Regions from separate parts of the Homo sapiens genome. Here region 2 is linked to region 1. Evidence: chromatin contacts called from ENCODE Hi-C data. All regions are on one chromosome and are shown on one strand. The core of a region is the stretch at or near the end of the contact, and the rest is flanking DNA. Distances in the headings are between cores, read along the strand shown.

The links. Hi-C counts contacts between places; a loop is a spot of excess contacts on that map. Pooled maps may share reads with other maps.
Region 2: a map of Right ventricle myocardium inferior shows a loop between it and region 1 (2.9-fold over the local background). The contact joins two enhancer-like sites. A Hi-C loop is called at or near these places in 5 of 168 maps with a recorded cell type or tissue (Right ventricle myocardium inferior, ascending aorta, cardiac septum and 2 more) and 11 of 50 pooled maps.

The regions. Positions count from the first base shown.
Region 1 is chr7:71,235,883-71,241,054 of GRCh38, forward strand. The region is part of intron 1 of GALNT17 (polypeptide N-acetylgalactosaminyltransferase 17); the gene reads left to right. Among named protein-coding and RNA genes, the nearest start is that of MIR3914-2, 69 kb to the right of the region's middle. RefSeq lists an enhancer at 3,195-3,695. Within about 2 kb of position 2,240, at least 12 of the 41 ENCODE cell types and tissues checked have a DNase peak (open chromatin) inside an H3K27ac peak, as active enhancers do.
Region 2 is chr7:71,611,614-71,616,929 of GRCh38, forward strand. The region is part of intron 6 of GALNT17 (polypeptide N-acetylgalactosaminyltransferase 17); the gene reads left to right. Among named protein-coding and RNA genes, the nearest start is that of MIR3914-1, 310 kb to the left of the region's middle. Within about 2 kb of position 1,449, at least 6 of the 41 ENCODE cell types and tissues checked have a DNase peak (open chromatin) inside an H3K27ac peak, as active enhancers do.

The DNA of each region.
Region 1 (5,172 bases), core at 990-3,489:
TAAAAGTCTGCTCTTGGTCAGGCACAGTGGCTTACGCCTTTAATCCCAGCACTTTGGCATGCTGAGGCGGGTGGATCACCTGAGGTCAGGAGTTCGAGACCAGGCTAACCAACATGGTAGAAACCCTGTCTCTGTTAAAAACACAAAAATTAGCCGGGCGTGGTGGCAGGCACCTGTAATCCCAGCTACTTGGGAGGCTAAAGCAGGAGAATTGCTTGAACCCAGGAGGTGGAGGTTGCAGTGAGCTGAGATCGCGCCACTGCACTTCAGCCTGGGTAGACAGAGTGAGACTCTGTCTCAAAAAAATTAAATAAAAAAAAAAATAAAAATCTACTCTCTTAGGAAAAGAGCTGACAAACTCACTTACACTGAGGTGTAAGGGGCGGCTGAGGGCTTCATTGCTACCCTATCTCAGGGTATTTTAATTTTCAATGGTGTAAAACTGAGCTCCAAAGACCAAACTGAAACTTGCTGCACCAGAAAGCAAACTGCTTTGTCAAGGCCACTGGCTGTAGGTTTCAGCAATACCATTGTCCTCACAGCCTCACTGTTGGACGGGCCTAGTCTCCTGCTTAGGGCGTTTTTCTCCAGGGCTCTGCAAACTACACATCCTGGGTGCCTGCATAATTGGCTGCCTATAGGGGTGCCTTGTTATCTTTTTCTATAAGATGGGGAATACATTGCTTTGCCTTAGACTTGCTGTCATCTGTCCCACCTGGGAGGGACGGGCTGGTGTTCCCTCTGCTGCCAAACACTCCTGGATCGCAGGATGCAACCTCCAGGCTGTGTGCTGATGCAACCGAACAATAGCAACAAGAACCAGAAACATGGAATCCAGGCCAGCCCTCGGCGGGGGCACCTGCCCTTGACCTCCCTCGCAGCACTTCTGCGGGGTGTTTACAAAAACTGCACCTGCTCTAATAGCTGATGGTCGTGCTGGGAGAAAATAATAATCTAAGCCATTAGAGAGAGAGAAGAAAAGAAAGCCAGGACGGGGAAGGGAATGATCCATCCTCTGCTCTATTTTTGTCTGTGCTCCACGCTCACTGAGTGTCCTTGAGGGAGATGCCTAAGTTCTTTGTCTTGGTTTGTTACTGCCCTGGCAAAATCTCATGCATCGCCTGCCAGAACACCCAGGGAATCTCGTGGCTCCCTGACAATGCACAAACACGCTGCCACATTCTTTTTTGGGGGTCCAGAGAGTGGGAGGTAGGGTCAAAAACCACGGGAGTGGAACTGAAATACCCCCATTCATCCAATCATAGGCAGATCGCCTCCTTCTTTAAATTGCCTTTGAAAAATAGCTTTATTGTCTCCGTATGTAATGCAAGTAGGCATTCCCCCGGCAAGTTCGGGGGAGTAGCTGACATTTGTTGACTGTTTACTGTAGGTGTGAACTTTATATGCACCATTTCACTTGATCCCCATTTTCAAGATGAGAGAATTGGGGCTCAGAGGGGTGTAGTCATTTGCCTGGGACGGAACAGGAAGATGTCTGGAATAAGGGCCAGCCCTGGGTAGATGTGGTGGCTCATGCTTGTAATCCCAGCGCTTTGGGAGGCCAAGGCAGATCGCTTGAGGCCAGGAGTCTGAGACCAACTTGGCCAACATAGTAAGATCCCATCTCTGAAAAAAAAAAAAAAAAAAAAAGAAAAAACAGGGCATAATTGTGTACGCCTGTAGTCCCAGCTACTCAGGAGGCTGACATGGGAGGACTGCTTGAGCCCAGGAGCTTGAGGCTACTGCGAGTTATAATCAGGCTATGGCACTCCAGCATGGGTGACAGAGTGATACCCTTTCTCAAAAACCAAACAAACAAACAAGTAAACGGAAAATAGCCAGCCCCAGCACAGAGCTTAGCACACAGCCAGGGGCTTAATAAATAATTAGTGGCTAAATAAGAGTTTTGGAACTTTTTGGGGATGTTTTCCCATCACCCCACTGCCTCTTAATGCCTCAGTTTACTCACTTTTCAAATAGGAGTGTGGACTGGTGGACTAGATCTTTGTGTGTGATGGGGATGCGTTAGGGGGCACCCGTTTCTATCCTTGCTGAGTTTGAAATCACTTGAGAAATAAACACGGGAATCTGACCAATGGAGTGAAAAATATCCACTTTATTTATTGAGAGAAGCTGTGCTTAAGGGCGTGGCTTAGATCCATGGCCACAGTGAGTCTCCCACTAATCCACTCCACTATTTAATGTATTCAGCAAACAGAGCCAGAGCTGGGCAGCTCCCCTGTGGCACAGAGCACATTCCATAAGGCAGAGGGCAGAGCAGCCACACTCTCTCTCTGAGCAGGCAGAACTGTAGGAGAGAGCCCCAGAGGAACTGAGCCAAGAGCAGTTACTTTCTTTTGCAGTATTTCAGGCATGGAGGGGACTCTGGTTCCAGGGTGGGAGGCAGGGAAGGTGAGGGGTTGGGAAAGAGGTCTCTCCCAGAAGCCTTTCACATTTGCATCTAGCTGCATTCGGAATTTATTTATTTATTTAGAGAGACATGGTCTCACTCTGTCTCCCAGGCTGGAGTGCAGTGGTGTGACCATAACTCACTGCACCCTTCAACTTATGGGCTCAAGTGATCCTCCTGCCTCAGCCTCCCAAAGTGTTGGGGTTACAGGCATGAGCCATCACCCCACTGCACCTGGTCTGTGTTCAGTATTTATTATAAATGATGGGCTAAATATTGAAAGGTGGGGAAATGAAGGTCTCGCCAGCCCTGTGAATGACTGGGATTCTGTGTGTGTTCTGGCTTCCAAGTGGGATAATGAAATGGTGCCTCTCTCTGTGTGCGGTTAAACACCCATTCATACCACAAGGAGGTTGTAGTCAGCAGCCTGTCTGGTGGCCCCGTGGGGGTCTCCAGCATTTATACCCTTGTTAATCCTCTCCCCTGGAATGTGGGTGGGACCTATTGACTCATTCTAATAACTACAATGCAGCAGAGACCATGTGTGCCACTTCTGAAATTAGGTTATAATAAGACTGTGGCTTCTATCTTAGGGTGTGCCCTCTCTCCGTCTCTCATGTCACTCACCTGGGAGAACTCAGCTGCCACACCGTGAGGTCCCCTTGTAGATAAGCCACATGGCAAGGGCTTGAGGCCTGTCAGCAACCGTGTGAGTGAATCTGGAGGAGAATTCCCCCTTGTCCCCAGTCAAGCCTAGAGATGAGCCTGCAGCCCCAGCCGACAGTCCCATTGCAATCTAATGAGACACCTTGAGTCAGAGGCACCAAGCTATGCTATGCCCAAATTTCCCACCCATAGAAACTCTGGGATAGTAAATATTGTTTGGGCTGGGCACAGTGGCTCATGCCTATAATTCCAATGCTTTGGGAGGCTGAGGTGGGAGGATTACTTAGGGCCAGGAGTTCAAGACCAGCCTTGGCAACATGGTGAGACCCTGTCTGTACCCCCCCCCAAAAAAAAATAAATAAAAATTAGCTGGGCATGGTGGTACATGCCTGTAGTCCCAGCTACCTGGGGACTGAGGCAAAAGGATCACTTGAGCCCAGGAATTCAAGGCTGCAGTGAGCTATGATTGTGCTACTGCACCCCAGCCTAGACAACAGAGAGACACCCTGTCTTGAAAAAGAAATAAATAAATGAAATAAAAAAATACTGTGTTCATGACTCAGTTGGGGTAATTTGTTATGCAGCAAGAGAGATCTAATGTCAAAGCCCTTTCTCTTTTCTTCTGAGAGGTTCCTGCATGACAGCAGTATCTAGAAGGGCCAGTGATGCTTTAACCCCAAGGCTTCTGATTTCACGAAGCAGGGCTGGATCTCTGAAACGGCACAGCTGAGCAGAGCTTGGGATTGTTTTTCACTCCAGGCCCCAAAGTAGGGACACAGACAAGCTGGGACATGTGACGAGGCTCTGGAAAACAGGTTTAAAAATAACTTTACTAGCTCACACTCTGAAATTTAAGCCATCCATTTAGGAAATGCTGAGTGTGGCTAGAAAAATGAGTTTTACATTGTTATTCTTCAAGAATAAAGTGATAAGTGACTTCAGAGTAAGGGGAAGTGGTTGTTTGCAGAGCTTATTAAAAATAAGCTGTCATTTCTGTCCTATATTACATTTGAGTCACTGGGAGTTAAAACTCAGTTTTCTTACATTTGGGTGTTTTAAGAGACTTTGGACATATTGAAATAAAAGAATGCCTCACAGTTACACAGAAGTGACATTTCCCACGTTTTCCCTTAGAGGGTGGAACGTTAAAAGCTTGCCTAACTCTTTTGGATCCTTACCTAGTAGCTACTTCACAGCCTGGGGAGAAGACAGAAGTAGACAGAGATGCATGCCTGTCTCAGCCGAGACCGGAGAATTGTCAATTGTATTTAGATGAGATATAATCTCAGATATCAAATGTATTTTTTCGTTGTTTTTAATTTCAGTTTTTATTTTGGATTCAAGGGGTACATGTGCAGGTTTGTTACAACGGTTTATTGCATGATGCTGAGGTTTGGGCTTCAGGTGAACTCATCACCTAGGTAGCACAGTATCCAGTAGGTAGTTTTTCAACACTCACTTCCCTTCTTGTCTCCCTCTATTTGGAGTCCCCAGTGTCTGTTGTTCTCACCTGTTAAGTCCATAGGTACCCATTGTTTAGATCCCACTTATAAGTGAGAACATGCAGTATTTGGTTTTCTGTGTCTGCATTAATTCTCTTAAGATAATGGCCTCCAGCTGCATCCAGGTTGCCGCAAAGGCCATGGTTTTGTTCTTTTTTATGCCTGTCTAGTATTCCATGGCGTATACGTACCATATTTTCTTTTTTCTTTTTTTCCTTTTTTTTGAGATGGAGTCTCGCTGTCGCCCAGGCTGGAGTGCAGTGGTGCGATCTCGGCTCACTGCAGGCTCCGCCCCCCGGGTTCACGCCATTCTCCTGCCTCAGCCTCCCGAGTTGCTGGGACTACAGGCGCCCGCCACCTCGCCTGGCTAATTTTTTGTATTTTTAGTAGAGACGGAGTTTCACCGTGTTAGCCAGGATGGTCTCGATCTCCTGACCTCGTGATCCGCCTGCCTCTTCCTCCCAAAGTGCTGGGATTACAGGTGTGAGCCACTCGTACTACATTTTCTTTATCCAGTCCACTGTTGATGGGCACCTAGGTTGATTCCATGTCTTTGATATTGGGAATGGAAATGGCAGCATTTTGGGGATCAGA
Region 2 (5,316 bases), core at 199-2,698, 370 kb after region 1:
AACTCTTGTCACGGTCTAGAGCAGTCATACATCCAAAAAAAACACGCACTTGCATGGTGGCATGCACACATTAAACTCCTAGGAAAATGGAGAAATTATGTATTATCTAGTGCCATGAAAATGCTAAAGGAATTTGGACAAAGCGGAAGACCATGGTGTAGAATAACCTCGGATGCCCTGATGTTGCAAAATGGAAAGCATTGTGTCAGTAAAGGGATGGATGGAAGAAAATGACCTCAAGCAGAGAGAGAAAGTGAGTATTGGGAGTGTGTGGTACAGCTTAGGGGCCGCCTTATCTGGAGAGGAAAATCTCCAATGAGAAGCACAGGAGATGAGCTTGGATGATCCACACACTTACCACCCAGCCACAATTTGGGTGCAAGTTGGTGCCATCTCTTGGTTGAAGCAATCGGCATCATTCAGGCCAAAATAGATGTCTTTGTTCTTTTTGTTCTTGGAAACCCTGCTCAGTTTGTATTGACAATGTACATTAAATTCAAATGGAATGTTCCCCCAGTGCAGAAGATTTTTTCAAACTTAGACTATGAGAGCAAAGGAATTTGAGGTCACACTTGAGTTAGTGTGAGTAGGAGAAACAGGACATTGACCCGAATGCTTTGGATTTTTTGTTTGCATTTGGATTCTATGCCTTTGGATTTTCATCCCACATTGCACTGTGGCTAACTCTAGCACAACCACATACCCCATCTGAAGAATTGGGCATATGGAAATAGACCTTTAGACACTAAATATTTGTCATTTTATATTGTGCATAATTACTCTGCCTGCATTGCAACGTGGACCACCAGCATCCAGCTCCACGCTCTTCGTGCATTGGGTCGAAATTAGTTAAAGGAATGCGTAAAGAAGAGGTTGTGTTCAGCAAGCCATGGTGCTAATATTCTGATTAAGTGTGAGCTTTTTGGCACACAGCGTAGATGAGATGTGCTGTTGTATTAATAGGCTGTAAATTATAAATAATTGCTTGATAGGATGAGAACCTGAAGCGATGGGTTTCTTTACAGAATGCTGATTATTCCCTCAGTAACAAAAGACAAGGGAACCGATTCCTGCAATTGTTTCCCTTTGGAAAGGAAAGGACATTTTGGTCTGTCATGTTGATGGAAAACACTAGAAATTTCCTTTGTGATTATTTTGTTCCCTTTCATCCAAGCTCCTAGTTTATTCTCACACATGCAGACATAAACTGGGCAGGGTGAAAATTCCCTGCATGAACCATTCGGTTTTCGGTTTGCCAGTCCCCATCAATGACAAGTATTTCTTTATCTGGTCAGAAAATGGAAATTCTGTTTTCTGAGCCAGCCAAGATACCAGGTACAAACAGAGCTTCCCCCTGGGGATTCACAGCCTGAAGGTGGTTAACGGCCCCCCTCTCGCCTATCACCAGACTCCAGTAGACGTTTCTGATGCGGGGAGGCTAGTTCTGAATCCAAGCCAACACTGGTTGTTGGTTCCAATTAAAAAGCAATTGCATTCCCAGCAGTTCAGGGCTGCAGCCAAAAATACAGCATGTTCAGAAAAGCATGATCTTTTTTGAGAGGCGGTTACTCCATCAAGGGATAGATGCTGCCAGGGAGAGCTAATGATGGTACATTCGTATGTGATAAAAATTTAAAAGTTCAAAGAAGAAAGCAAAAGGTAGATGATTTACTTTGAAGTTATTTGTAGATGGCAATGAGGATTTTCTGTTGGTCTCTTTTTCCCCCAGCATTAATCAGCCCATTTATTAGAAGACAAACAGGAATTGACCGTTTGTCAGACAGCAAAGAAACAGAGCAATCACATTAAGGAAATCAAAGGCGAGAATGTCAAAAGGTCAGCATTAAGCAGCCCTGGGAAGCAGTGTCACTCTGCAGACGTTTCAGCCAAATCCTTCTTTCCATGAGTAGCCTCTGCTTTTTGGGAGGACCAATGAGCATAGAGAGCTTGGAGGGACTTTCCAGTTCATTGCATTCTGTCTCCTCTGCTGGTCAGAGGCTTATGTCTGGGTATTTTTAGCAACCTCCCTCTGTCTTTGTTGGCTCCAGAACACATAATTTCAGAAAAATCAGGTATAAAATCTCAATCCCAGCACTTTGGGAGGCTGAGGCAAGAGGATTACTTGAGCCCAGGAGTTCGAGACCAGCTTGGGAAACATAGCGAGACCCCATCTCTATGATTTTTTTTTTTTTTTTTTTTAGTTAGCTGGACATGGTGATGCACACCTGTAGTCCCAGCTGAGGCAAAAGGATCACTTGAGCCCAGGATTTCAAGGCTGCAGTGAGATATGATCGAGTCACTACATTGCAGCCTGGGTGACAGAGTGAGACCCTGTCTCTTTAAAACAAACACACAAAAAACTCATAACATGGAGAGTCAAGAACTCTGATTTGTTTCAGATCTGGATCACTCACTACAAGACCTATTACTTTTTATTTTAGTCCTCATAGTGCAGGATTTTATGATAAAACTGTTTAGACTTGTCACCAACAAAGTTAGTATTTCAAAACAAAACAAAAGCCCTAATCCCCCAAACTTTTGTGATCACATTAAGTTGGATCAACCCAAATTTTCCTTCTGGAGAGAGCCAAGAAGTCATAGGGAGCAGGTTGGGTATCTCTAATCCAAAAAATCTGAAATCCAAAATGCTCCAAAATCTGAAACTTTTTGAGCACAGATATGACTCAAAGAAATGCTCTTTGGAACATTTTGGATTTCAGATTTCCAAATTATGGATGCTCAGCCTGTTAAATACAGTGCAAATATCCCCAAATTTGAAAAGATCCAAAATCTGAAATGCTTCTGAGGAGTTGCAGATCAGCCTAGGTAACATAGCAAGATCTCATCTCTACAAAAAATTAGCCAAGCATATTGGTGCATGCCTGTGGTTCCAGCCACTCAAGAGGCTGAGATGGAAGATTGCTTGAGCCCAGGAGTTCAAAGCTGCAACGAGCAGTGATCACACTGTTGCACTCCAGCCTGGTGACAGAGTGAGACCTTTTCTCAAAAAAAGAAAGGAAGGGAGGGTAGGACAAAGAGACAGAGAGGAAGAAAGGAAGGAAGGATGGAAGGAAGGGAGGGAGGGAAGAAAGAGAAAGGAAAAAAAGAAACAGAAAGAAAAAGAAGTGGAGAGAGCGAAAGAAACAGAAAGAGAAAGAAACAGAGAAAGAGAAACAGAGAAAGAGAAAAAAGTAATAGAGAAAGAGAGAGAATGAAAGAAACAAAGAGGAGAGAGAAAGAAACAGAAAAACAAAGAAACAGGGAGGGAAGGGAGGGAGGGAGGGAGGGAGGGAGGAAGGGAGGGAAATAAGCAAAAAAAACCACTTCTGGTCTCAAGCACTTCGAATAAGGGATACTCAGCCCATGATGTCCAGCCTCACATTTCTAGTGCTCCTCAAGAAGGACACGGATTACTGTTTGTTGCCAAGGTGGCTTGTTTCAAGACCAGCGTGATTGGCAAGAATCTTCCAGCACCACTGTGGCAGCTTTTGGTGGAAGGAATATAGCCCTGACTGGGAGGCTGCTGGGGAGATGACAAGGCCAGCGCTTCAGCACATAGCCTGCAGAGGCCCCATTGCCAGTGCCTAATGTAACTGAACAGGCCATTTGTCATATTTAATTTTAGCTGCAGTGGCTCAATTGGGACTTTATCCAGACTGGCTTCCACTCTGCTAGCCTGCTGTGCTCCCCTTGTCCCAGGCTGAGTCACTTATGTCCCTGGCCCTCCATCTGCCAGCGAGACCTCCGAGTCACTGATACTGAGATCATGGGCCCCAGATGTGGCTTTTCCAGCCTGTGCAGTAAATTAAAGCACCTTGGTGCCCTTTTTCTATCTGCACTTTAGGAGCAAAGCACTTTTTTTTTTTTTTTTTTTTTTTTTTGAGACAGAGTCTTACTCTGTCACCCAGACTGGAATGTAGTGGCACAATCTTAGCTCACTGCAACCTCTGCCTCCTGGGCTCAAAGGATTCTCCTGCCTCACCCTCCCAAGTAGTTGGGACTACAGGCACATGCCAACACGCCCTGCTAATTTTTTGTATTTTTAGTAGAGACAGGATTTTACCATTTTGGCCAGGCTGGTCTCCAACTCCTGGCCTCAAATAATCCACCCACCTCGGCCTCCCAAAGTGCTGGGATTACAGGCGTGAGCCACCGCGCCCGGCCTCAAAGTGCTTTCTTACTTTTTACTCTGCATCAACCTCTTTTCTCTCCAAGGAACTCTGAATGAATGAGACCATGAGAAGAGGCTTAGCCTCCACTCGGCTTGACAGGAGGAAAGGAAGGAGCTTTCCCCTGAGGATAGCAGGGGAGGAGGTGTCGTCTTGCCCACCTCTGTCCAGGGCAGGTGTAGCACAAGGCAGCAGGAAAAGCCCAGAATTTGGATTCAGAAACCTCGATCCCAGTTTTGAATGTGGTTCTTAGTTGGGCGAGACTGAGTGTCTGTAAGATTGAACCAATGTGCCTATAGACGAGCTCCCAGTTGGGTGGGATGGGAGGGCACTCTTAGATCATCAGAGAGTGGGGCTTTGTCAGTGGTGAAGATCAGAATGCGCCTGGCAGGTGGTCAAGACTGGGGCTCTTACTAGAATCTAGTCTGTTCGAGTACCCTAGGGTGGGCGATTCACAGTAGTGTCTGAAGCTGAACTTGAAGACAAGTAAATTCCAGATTCTTTCCCCCCCGTCCTCTCAGAGACTTGATTGCTTCTCTTGTCCTCACTCGCTCCTCAACCTCACCTTTTGTTGGCTCTTTTTTACCATATGAACTGGCCAGTCTTCTTCCTTTCCAGCTGTGTGCTTCTCTCCTGGAAATATTTTTTTATTATTATTTTTATTATTTATTTAGTAAATATCATTAATTATATACTAATATATAACTAATAACTAATATATAAATATTTGATATGTTAATACATTATATGTAATATAAATATATAATAATTACATATAACTATATAATCTGATATTCTGGATATTAGGCCTTTATTGGATGTACAGTTTATATATTTTATATTTATATGTAATATAAATATATAATGTATAATTATAATCATAACATGTAATATAATACATTATAATATATAATATATTGTGATTGATGTATATAATATATAATTACAATTTGTTTACATTATATATTATATTTATATGTTATATATTATGTGTTAATATGTAACTAATATATTAGTGTATACATTAGTTAATTATATAATCATATTATATATTATAATTATGTATTGCATATTATATTATAAAAGTATACATTATATAATTAAGAATATATAATTCTTATAAGAATCATATTAAGAATAAATAATT